2 separate regions of the Homo sapiens genome follow, and region 2 is linked to region 1. A link is a contact called in ENCODE POLR2A ChIA-PET data. All regions are on one chromosome and are shown on one strand. The core of a region is the stretch at or near the end of the contact, and the rest is flanking DNA. Distances in the headings are between cores, read along the strand shown.

The links. ChIA-PET counts read pairs that join two places held with the same protein, here RNA polymerase II (POLR2A).
Region 2: POLR2A ChIA-PET joins it to region 1 with 27 read pairs in CD4-positive, alpha-beta T cell. The contact joins two enhancer-like sites. POLR2A ChIA-PET finds 5 or more read pairs at or near these places in 2 of 52 experiments (CD4-positive, alpha-beta T cell and activated CD4-positive, alpha-beta T cell).

Annotation. Positions count from the first base shown.
Region 1 is chr7:129,436,618-129,440,865 of GRCh38, reverse strand. STRIP2 (striatin interacting protein 2) reads right to left here. Exons shown (of 21, transcript NM_020704.3): 2 at 775-844. Among named protein-coding and RNA genes, the nearest start is that of STRIP2, 4.3 kb to the right of the region's middle. Within about 2 kb of position 1,750, at least 5 of the 41 ENCODE cell types and tissues checked have a DNase peak (open chromatin) inside an H3K27ac peak, as active enhancers do.
Region 2 is chr7:130,880,378-130,884,625 of GRCh38, reverse strand. LINC-PINT (long intergenic non-protein coding RNA, p53 induced transcript) reads left to right here. Exons shown (of 8, transcript NR_170176.1): 7 at 230-309; 8 at 1,890-3,634. Among named protein-coding and RNA genes, the nearest start is that of MIR29B1, 5.0 kb to the right of the region's middle. Within about 2 kb of position 2,270, at least 6 of the 41 ENCODE cell types and tissues checked have a DNase peak (open chromatin) inside an H3K27ac peak, as active enhancers do.

The sequences.
Region 1 (4,248 bases), core at 501-3,000:
TGCCTCAAAGTATCACTTCCATGTGACAGAATATTTAAATTTCACACATCTCCACCCAAAGCTTGTTTATTAATAACTGGCATTCATAGCACATGTAACATGGAGGCCCTTAATGTGAGGAGATCACATTTACCCTAAGCTAAAAATCCAGACAGAGACAAGCAGGCCAGCACTGAAAGAAGAATGGAATTACTTAACCCCAGCTCATAAACATCCAAGCAGAACTCTACTATGATGGATGCAGGTGACATGTCCAGCCTTGCTCAGCTGGCCAGTTGACTATAGTTTTTCCTCGGACTTTGCTGAGATTTTAATAAGGGGCAGTTGCGAGAGGAAGAAGGAAAAGATGGAGGTAGAGGAGACAAAGGAAAAAGAGATGGCATGGGATAGAAAGAGGGCAGCAGAAAGAAGTAGGCAGGCAAAGATATGGGTGACAGGAAGAGAAAAAGAGAAGGAATATGGAGAAGATGGAGAGAAAACTGATTTGAGAGTGCACCAAATCAGTTATTTTCAAAGAGAATAAAGAAGAGTGAGCAGGAAAGAGTGATAGAATGACAGAATGAAGAATACCATAGCCAAGGAGAATCACAGAAGGAAATGTGAAGACAAACAAAGAGATATTTACCACTTGGATGGAGAGGAAAAGGAATGTGGAGAACAGCCTTTGTTCAACAGCCACTTGGTGAGAACAGACAAGCTTCCAGGGAGATCACAGGCCCCTTCCCTCTCCTCCTGGCCATTCTTCCACTAGCTACTGACCCATCTACCTCATACCTGACAACTCGGCTGCATGCCCATCTGCATCTCCATACTCAAACTCCAGAGTGGGACAGTCCACAGAGCCCTGTAACAGAGAAATTTTGTTGGTAACTGGGATAACTTGGAAAAAGGGGTTGCCAAGGGAAGACTGTACCCTTATTTATCTTCTTCCCCTCATGGAGGCCAAGGTTAGATCAGGGAGACAGTTAGGAGAGTCCTATTTGGGTCTTTCATCTCAGAGGTACCCTACGCCAAGCCAAAACTTGAGTCTCAGTGTGGGGAGGGGCTGAGGATTCCTATACAAAATCGGAAAGTCTGAATAAAGGGCCAGGATCTCAAACATATATGAAAGCTATGGTCTGTGTCCATATCTAATCTACATGAACACAGACCAGAGGAGCATCTAGCTGATTTATATAAAATTGAGACAGACAGAAACAAAGAGAACTGGATTCTAGCTTCAGTTCTGTCATCAACCCACTGTATGATATAGATCAAGTCTCATGCTGTGGATCATAGTTCCTTATTTTTAAAGAGGTTCTTTAGCTCTAATATTCTGCAACTTTAGGATTGTCAAATGATGCAACATCTCCACTCCAAGTTGTAGTAAAGATTACATTTCCCATGACGTTGTATGTATAAATTTATAATCCTAGTAAATATGTTTTAATATAATCCCATCTTCTAACTTAAACATTTTGGGATATTTCCTTCCTGTATATGTTCATACATATGAATTTTTAAAATTTTCAATCTCAGCTCTGTCACATACTATTTGATCTTGGACAAGTTAACCTCTCTGTGCCTCAGCGTGACATAAAAAATATACTGTTCTTTGCCCCTGGTTCCTGGTACAGAGCTCCTGAAACTCTTAGAAGTTCCTGAGTGATAGGAGTGTCAGTTATTCATAATGAGTCACTGTCAGCTTTACCAGAATTTATGCTCATGAGGTGACTTATGTTAGGAAAGACGGAGCACATGATTAGAGGGTTTAACTTTCAGCACCACCCCCACATCCAGGGAGGGGAGGGGTACTACAGATTAAGTTCAGTCATGTGGCCAATAGTTTAATTATGTCTAGGTAATGAAACACCATAGGAAAACCCAGAAACAACTAGGTTCAGGCAGCTTTTGGGTTGGGGAACAAACAGATGTGCTAGGAGAGTGCTGCCCAGGGAAGATAAGGAAACTCTGCATCACCCCAAACCCATACTTCGTCCTTCGCATCTCTTCCATTTAGCTGTTTCTGAGTCATATCCTTTATAATAAAATTATAATTCTAAGTACATGCTTTCCTGAATCCTGTGAGTTATTCTAGCAAATTATGGAACCTGAAAGGAAGATCATGATAACCGCTTAATTTGTAGTTGGCCAGGCTGAAGTGTAGATAGCTTGGGGATCCCACCTATGGCTGGTGTCTAACGTAGGGCCTTGTAGGACTGAGCCCTTAACTTGGGGGTCTGTGCTAATTCTAGGTAGTTAGTGTCAGAATCGAATTGAACTGTAGGACATCCAGTTGGTGTCAGCGAATTGTTGGAAAATGACCTGCTCAGTTTTCCCATCTGTAAAATGAGGATAATAACAGGACTTACTTCATAGGGTTATTTTAAGGACTAAATGAGTTAATATAGGAAAGGCACACGGCCTAGCACTTCGTAGCACTATGTGAGTGGTCACTCTATGATTTTAATATTATACTATAAAGGCATTCTTCTCACATTATTATGACTATTAGTTTAAATGGTTGTATAAATGGATGTACATTTATTTGTTTACTTAACTAGTTCCTTATTGAATATTTAAATGGTTTTTAATTTTCCTTTATTATATGCAACAAACTGTAATAGACTTACACTTTTTTCTATATTTAGGATATTTCCTAAGCATAGATTTTTATAAAGAAAATTAATGAATCAAATCTTATGAACATTTTAAAGTCTCTTTGTATATAAGTTGCTCCCCCAAAACATTATGCCAATTTATACTGTCAACAAAGCAAATTGGCCGGGCGCAGTGGCTCACGCCTGTAATCCCAACACTTTGGGAGGCCGAGGTGGGCGGATTACGAGGTCAGGAGATCGAGACCATCCTGGCTAACACGGTGAAACCCCGTCTCCACTAAAAATACAAAAAATTAGCCGAGCATGGTGGCGGACGCCTGTAGTCCCAGCTACTCGGGAGGCTGAGGCAGGAGAATGGCGTGAACCCGGGAGGCAGAGCTTGCAGTGAGCCGAGTTTGCGCCACTGCACTCCAGCCTGGGTGACAGAGTGAGACTCTGTCAAAAAAAAAAAAAACAAAAAAAAACAAGGCGAATCATGTTTTAATCCACTATAGCAAAGATTTCCAAACTTTTGGATTAAAAGGAACAGTAGGGAAAAAGAAAAAGGTGGAGAGTGGCAAATGACATAGGGTTGTTGCTGTTTTATTCTGATAGGTAAGGACTTTAAAAACTTTAAAAAATTCAAAAAATGAAAGACAGAATCTCAGAATAAAGAACAGCCATTAAAAATTGTTTTTCAAACTTTTTGGAAAAATGATACCTTTTACATTACGTCCCAGCACACACACACACACACACAAACTGGAACAAAAGTTTAACAAAATATTTACCTTTACTGCATGTGATGCAGTGATATTTTCTATTATTCTCTTTCTTTTCTTTTTTTTTTTAAGACAGGGTCTTCCTCTCACCCAGGCTGGAGTGCAGTGGCATGATCACAGCTCACTGCGGCCTCAACCTCCTAGACTTAAGTGATTCAGCCTCCTGAGCAGCTGGGACAACAGGCGCGCACCATCATGCCTGGCTAAATCTTTTTTATTTTTTATTTATTTGTAGAGATGGGGTCTGCCTACATTTCCCAGGCTTGTCTCGAATTCCTGGCTGAAGCTACCCACCTGCCTCAGTCTCCCAAAGTGCTGGGATAATAGGCATGAGCCATCATGCTGGCTTTATTTCTTAAAATAAAAATTTTAGCCTCAATTAACAGGTTGCCCCCTATAGCAGTTTGAAAAACACTGTTTTAAATTGTATACATTCTTAAATTTAATATATTGAACTAAATTTTTAGAAAAACTCACTTCGATGACCTGAATTTTCCTCATTTTACCACAGACCAGTTAAAACTTTGTCAAGGAGTTTGAGATCAATAAACCAGATCTGGCTAAAAGAGGTCTGAGGTGAATCCTTTTATTAGGTTAAGACTCTTCTTATTAAGCAAACAATTATTCTTTAGCTTCCTTTTTAGGTTGGGATGTTCACACACTAAGCCAGTGGGAGAAGGTAGGTCAACAGTGCTTCCATAAACAGTGATACACGATGAGGCTCTCTTGACTTGTGCCACAGTAATTCTCTTCTAGTGATTTTCTAAAAGCCCTAGAGAGGAAAAAAATCCCATCTCCTCTAAGGACTGCCTTCCACAGGAAAGCAAAAAGAGGGAGAGAAGAAAAGCAGATCTGGCACCTGGGTACTGTGGTAATAGGGGATGTAC
Region 2 (4,248 bases), core at 1,021-3,520, 1.4 Mb before region 1:
CCGCACAGAGCACCAGCATGAGGGGGCATGTGTTGCTCACTGTACAGGAACTTTCCCAACCTGTGTGTCTTAAGCAGGAAAGAGAAGGTGCTTTCTATTTCTTGTTTTTAAAAATGCATCTGTTGGTGACACTGGTGGAGAAACATGTTTACGAGAAAACAACTGACTTTTTCTTCTGCTGTTACTCCAGGAGATTTCCTAGGAGCTCATACTGTCATTTAAATTCCAGGTGCAGGTCTTCTGAACAAATGCCTCCTGAGGATTTCTGTGCCTGGAAAATATCTGTTAACAGACTGCTTTTACACCTACGTAAGTAGAGGCTTCTGCTTATAAGTCAACCTCAAGGGAGTTTTATTTTGTCCCTGGATGATTCCTCAGTACATTTTTCTTTTTCTTTTTTGAGGTAGGGTTTTGCTCTGTTGCCCAGGCTGGAGTACAGTGGTGTGATCACAACTCACTGCGGCCTCAACCTCCCAGGCTCAAGCGATCCTCCCACCTCAGCCTCCCAAGTAGCTGGGACCACAGGCGTGTACCACCCACGCCTGGCTAGTTTTTTAAAATTTCTTTTGTAGAGGCAGAGTCTCCCTGTGTTGCCCTGGTTTCAAACTTGGGCCAAGTGATTCTCTGCCCCAGCCTCTCAAAGTGCTGGGATTACAGGTGTGAGCCACCGTGCCTGACAAGCCTGATATGTTTTTTTAAATGATCATTAGTATTTGATCTCTACTCTTTTTCTCTCAACCACCCAACTCCCGGTTTACGGTCAGGAAGAATCTATAACATGAACTCCTGCTTAAAAACAAGGGTATAGATCCCATATTCAGGTCTTAGACTGGGAAGAAGAGAAGGCAGTCAAAAATATTAAATATATGAATTTCAGTAAATTCAGTTGGGGATGCCATTTCAGCTTTGCAGTCAGTTACTCCAGAATATGTCAATGTATGGCAAAGCATGTGACAGCAGGATCTCTGCACCCTCTCCATTTACCAGCTGTGGTGGATCTCTTAGCCACATCTCTGTTTATAATGTGCTTATTGAAAACTAATGTATTACTTTTATTATCATAGCTACCATTTACTGAATATTTACATTGTGCTAACACTGGTTCAGATGGCTTCATCATATTTACCTGATTTAATCCTCACAACAACCTTATGTGCTAGGTCCAGTTATTACCATCTTTTTTTTTTTTTGAGACGGAGTCTCACTCTGTCGCCAGGCTGGAGTGCAGTGGCGCGATTTCGTCTCACTGCTGCAACCTCCGCCTCCCAGGTTCAAGTGATTCTCCTGCCTCAGCCTCCCAGGTAGCTGGGACTACAGGCACATGCCACCACGCCCAGCTAATTTTTGTATTTTTATAGAGACGAGACTTCACCATGTTGGCCAGGATGATCTCAATCTCTTGACCTCGTGATCCGCCCATCACAGCCTCCAAAAGTGCTGGGATTACAGGCGTGAGCCACCGCACCCGGCCTATTACCCTCATTTTACAGATGAGGAGACTGAGGCACAGAGAGTTAAAGTGATTTGTGCAGGGTTGTGTGAGGAGCTGGTGGCAGAGCTTGGCATTCTGGCTCTGGAGTCTGCATTTGGCCATCTCACCGTACAGTGTCATAGAAACAGGAAACTCGAGAAGATAAACTGCCAGGCTGTATTTTGGAGTCAGTATTTTAACACTGTCACCATCTCAAGCATGATCTGTGGGACTCATCACTGTGCTCTTTGACTTGAACTTCTTTAAGGTTAGTGGGAAAATGAAGCTTTAGAGAAGATGGGACTGGCCTAAGGTCACACTGCATGTCAGAAGTGTGGTGGAGGGTCCAGGTCTTCTGACCATTCAGTGCAAGCCAAATTGTGCTAATTTCCAATTTTTCTCCCTTTCTCTTGGTGAGCTATTTGGTGCTACTTCTACTCCTCATGACCAAAGCTGGCTTTCATGGTTTACTCATGTACTTACTGATGAAACCCTGAGACTTGGGGCCAGTGACTGTTCAGAGGTCCATGTGAAGATGCGCTGAATGGTATAAAGGACAGAGCAGTAAAGAGTGCTGGCTGAATGCCTGGGCTGGCAATCAGGCATGTTGGAGTTTGAGTCCCAGTCTGCCACTCCAGCTCTGTGACCAAGAGGAAGTGAAGTCATGTACCCTTTCTAAGTCTCTAGCCCCTCTTCTGAAAGACGAAGATGCCACCACCAACCATGTTAGTGGTTGTGAATGCCAAGAAAGTCCATGTGAAGCACATAGCATAGTGTCTGCCATGCGTTAAGTGTTCCAAAAATGGAAGCTATGACTATTTCACAGAGTACACTTCCCATCACTTTTCAGTTCATTTTGGCCTTCTCCCTCAAAAGCACTCCAGTGTTCTGATCCAGCTGATAAAACACCAAACATTCACATAGTGCTTTAAAAGTGACCCACTGTTTTTACAGACTGCATTACATATGACCCTAACAACCACTGCAATATAGAAATTCGCATCTCCATTCTCCAGATCAGGATACCGAAGCTCAGAAAAATTAAATGATTTGCCCAGGATCACATAGTTAGTAAGCAGCCCAGCCAGATCCTGTGTTAACTTGTTCATCCGCTTCCTATAAGAAAACATCCATTCAAGGCACATGGGGCAACAAAGAAGGACTTAGAGCTGTGTGGCCCCTCGTCAGGGCAGTACCAGTTGCACCCATAGTCCGGCCTGAATACTCAGCTTAGGACTATTGTGTCCAATGTCCCAAACATTTTGAAGCTACATCTTAAAGAAGTGTCCTGCTCAGATGCAGTTCTCCTTGTGAAATCCGCAGGCCCCAAGGAAAGTGACTTTAATCCAGTTTGCTCATGCAAGAACAGACTGGCATTTCACATCCAGGAAAACAATGGATTTGTACTGTTCAGCTTTTGCCATGCAAGGAGTTCCTGGTGTGGTTTATTAATTTACATCTCAGGCTCCAGCTTCACTATCAATCAGATTTGGAAGAAAAAAGTTACAAAGAAAGGCAGCTTGCTGAGAAACAGCGGAAGCATGACGGTACAGACTGGGTTTTGAAATGGAGACACATTCTCATGGCTTGTGGGCTGAGAGACACTGAGAAAGGATTTTGTTCTTGAAAGATGATTGTTTTAATGCTGGAGATGGAGAGTTTTGACAATTTTAAGTGCATGTTCTGTGTGTAAGAAAGAGTCATTACGTTTTTTTTTTCTTTCAGATGTTGCCATGCCTTAAAATTGCTGATGATTAAAATAGAACATCCTGAGTTACAGAAATTCAGCCCTAGTGTATCCTGGCCTAAAAATACAGAACAATCAAGTTGATTGTTGGAAATGAGAGGCTAGGCAGGGTTGGAAACATGCTAATGTTTACTGAGTGAAATCTTTCCTTCTCAGTAGAGTTGCCCTTGCAGCTGAAAGTCACTGAAAGACTCAACAAAATAAGCAGATCCCACTTGTCTCACTCTGTTCTCCTATGCATGCCCTGGAAAGAGAATGAATGAGCCCTTTTTAATTTATCAACTGGTTTTCTTCCATCTCTTTACTAGTGAGCCATGGGGGTTTTTTGCCGTTAACTGGGTAGCCAGTCTCTTCATGGAGACTTATTTTCAGGAAACTAGCCTCTTGCTTTATGTGAAAACAAGGACCCAACTCAAGATGTCTTATCACAGTGTGTTCTGTTGCGTAACAGTTGCATCTGTAGTCCAGCCTCAATACTCAGGTTGGGACTGTTTTGTCCTGATGTCTCGAACATTTCAAAGCTACGTTCTTAAAGAAATGTCCTGCTCAGATAGAGCTCTCCTTGTGAAATCCTCAAACCCCAGGGGAAGTGACCTTAAGCCAGTTTGCTGGCTTTTCATGTCACAGAAAACAATCGACTGCCACTACTCAGCTGTTGCCACACAGGAGTACCTGGCGTGGTCACTACTTGCCAACTCAGTACCCCACTTTCTCCCCAAGGACATAAAAGCAATGTGGGAAGATATACCAAATGACCTTGTCACACTGGGCTAATATGAAGAGCCCACAGATGCAAAATAATGTATCATACCTTTATTCTTCTGATTTTTTTTTTTTTTTTTTTTTTCGGAGACAGTCTCACTCTTTTGCCCAGGCTGGAATCCAGTGGCGCGATCTTGGCTCACTGCAACCTCTGCCACCCGGGTTCAGGCAATTCTCCTGCCTCAGCCTCCCGCCCAGCTAATTTTTGTATTATTAATTAGTAGAGAGAGGGTTTCACCTTCTTGGCCAGGCTAGTCTTGAACTCCTG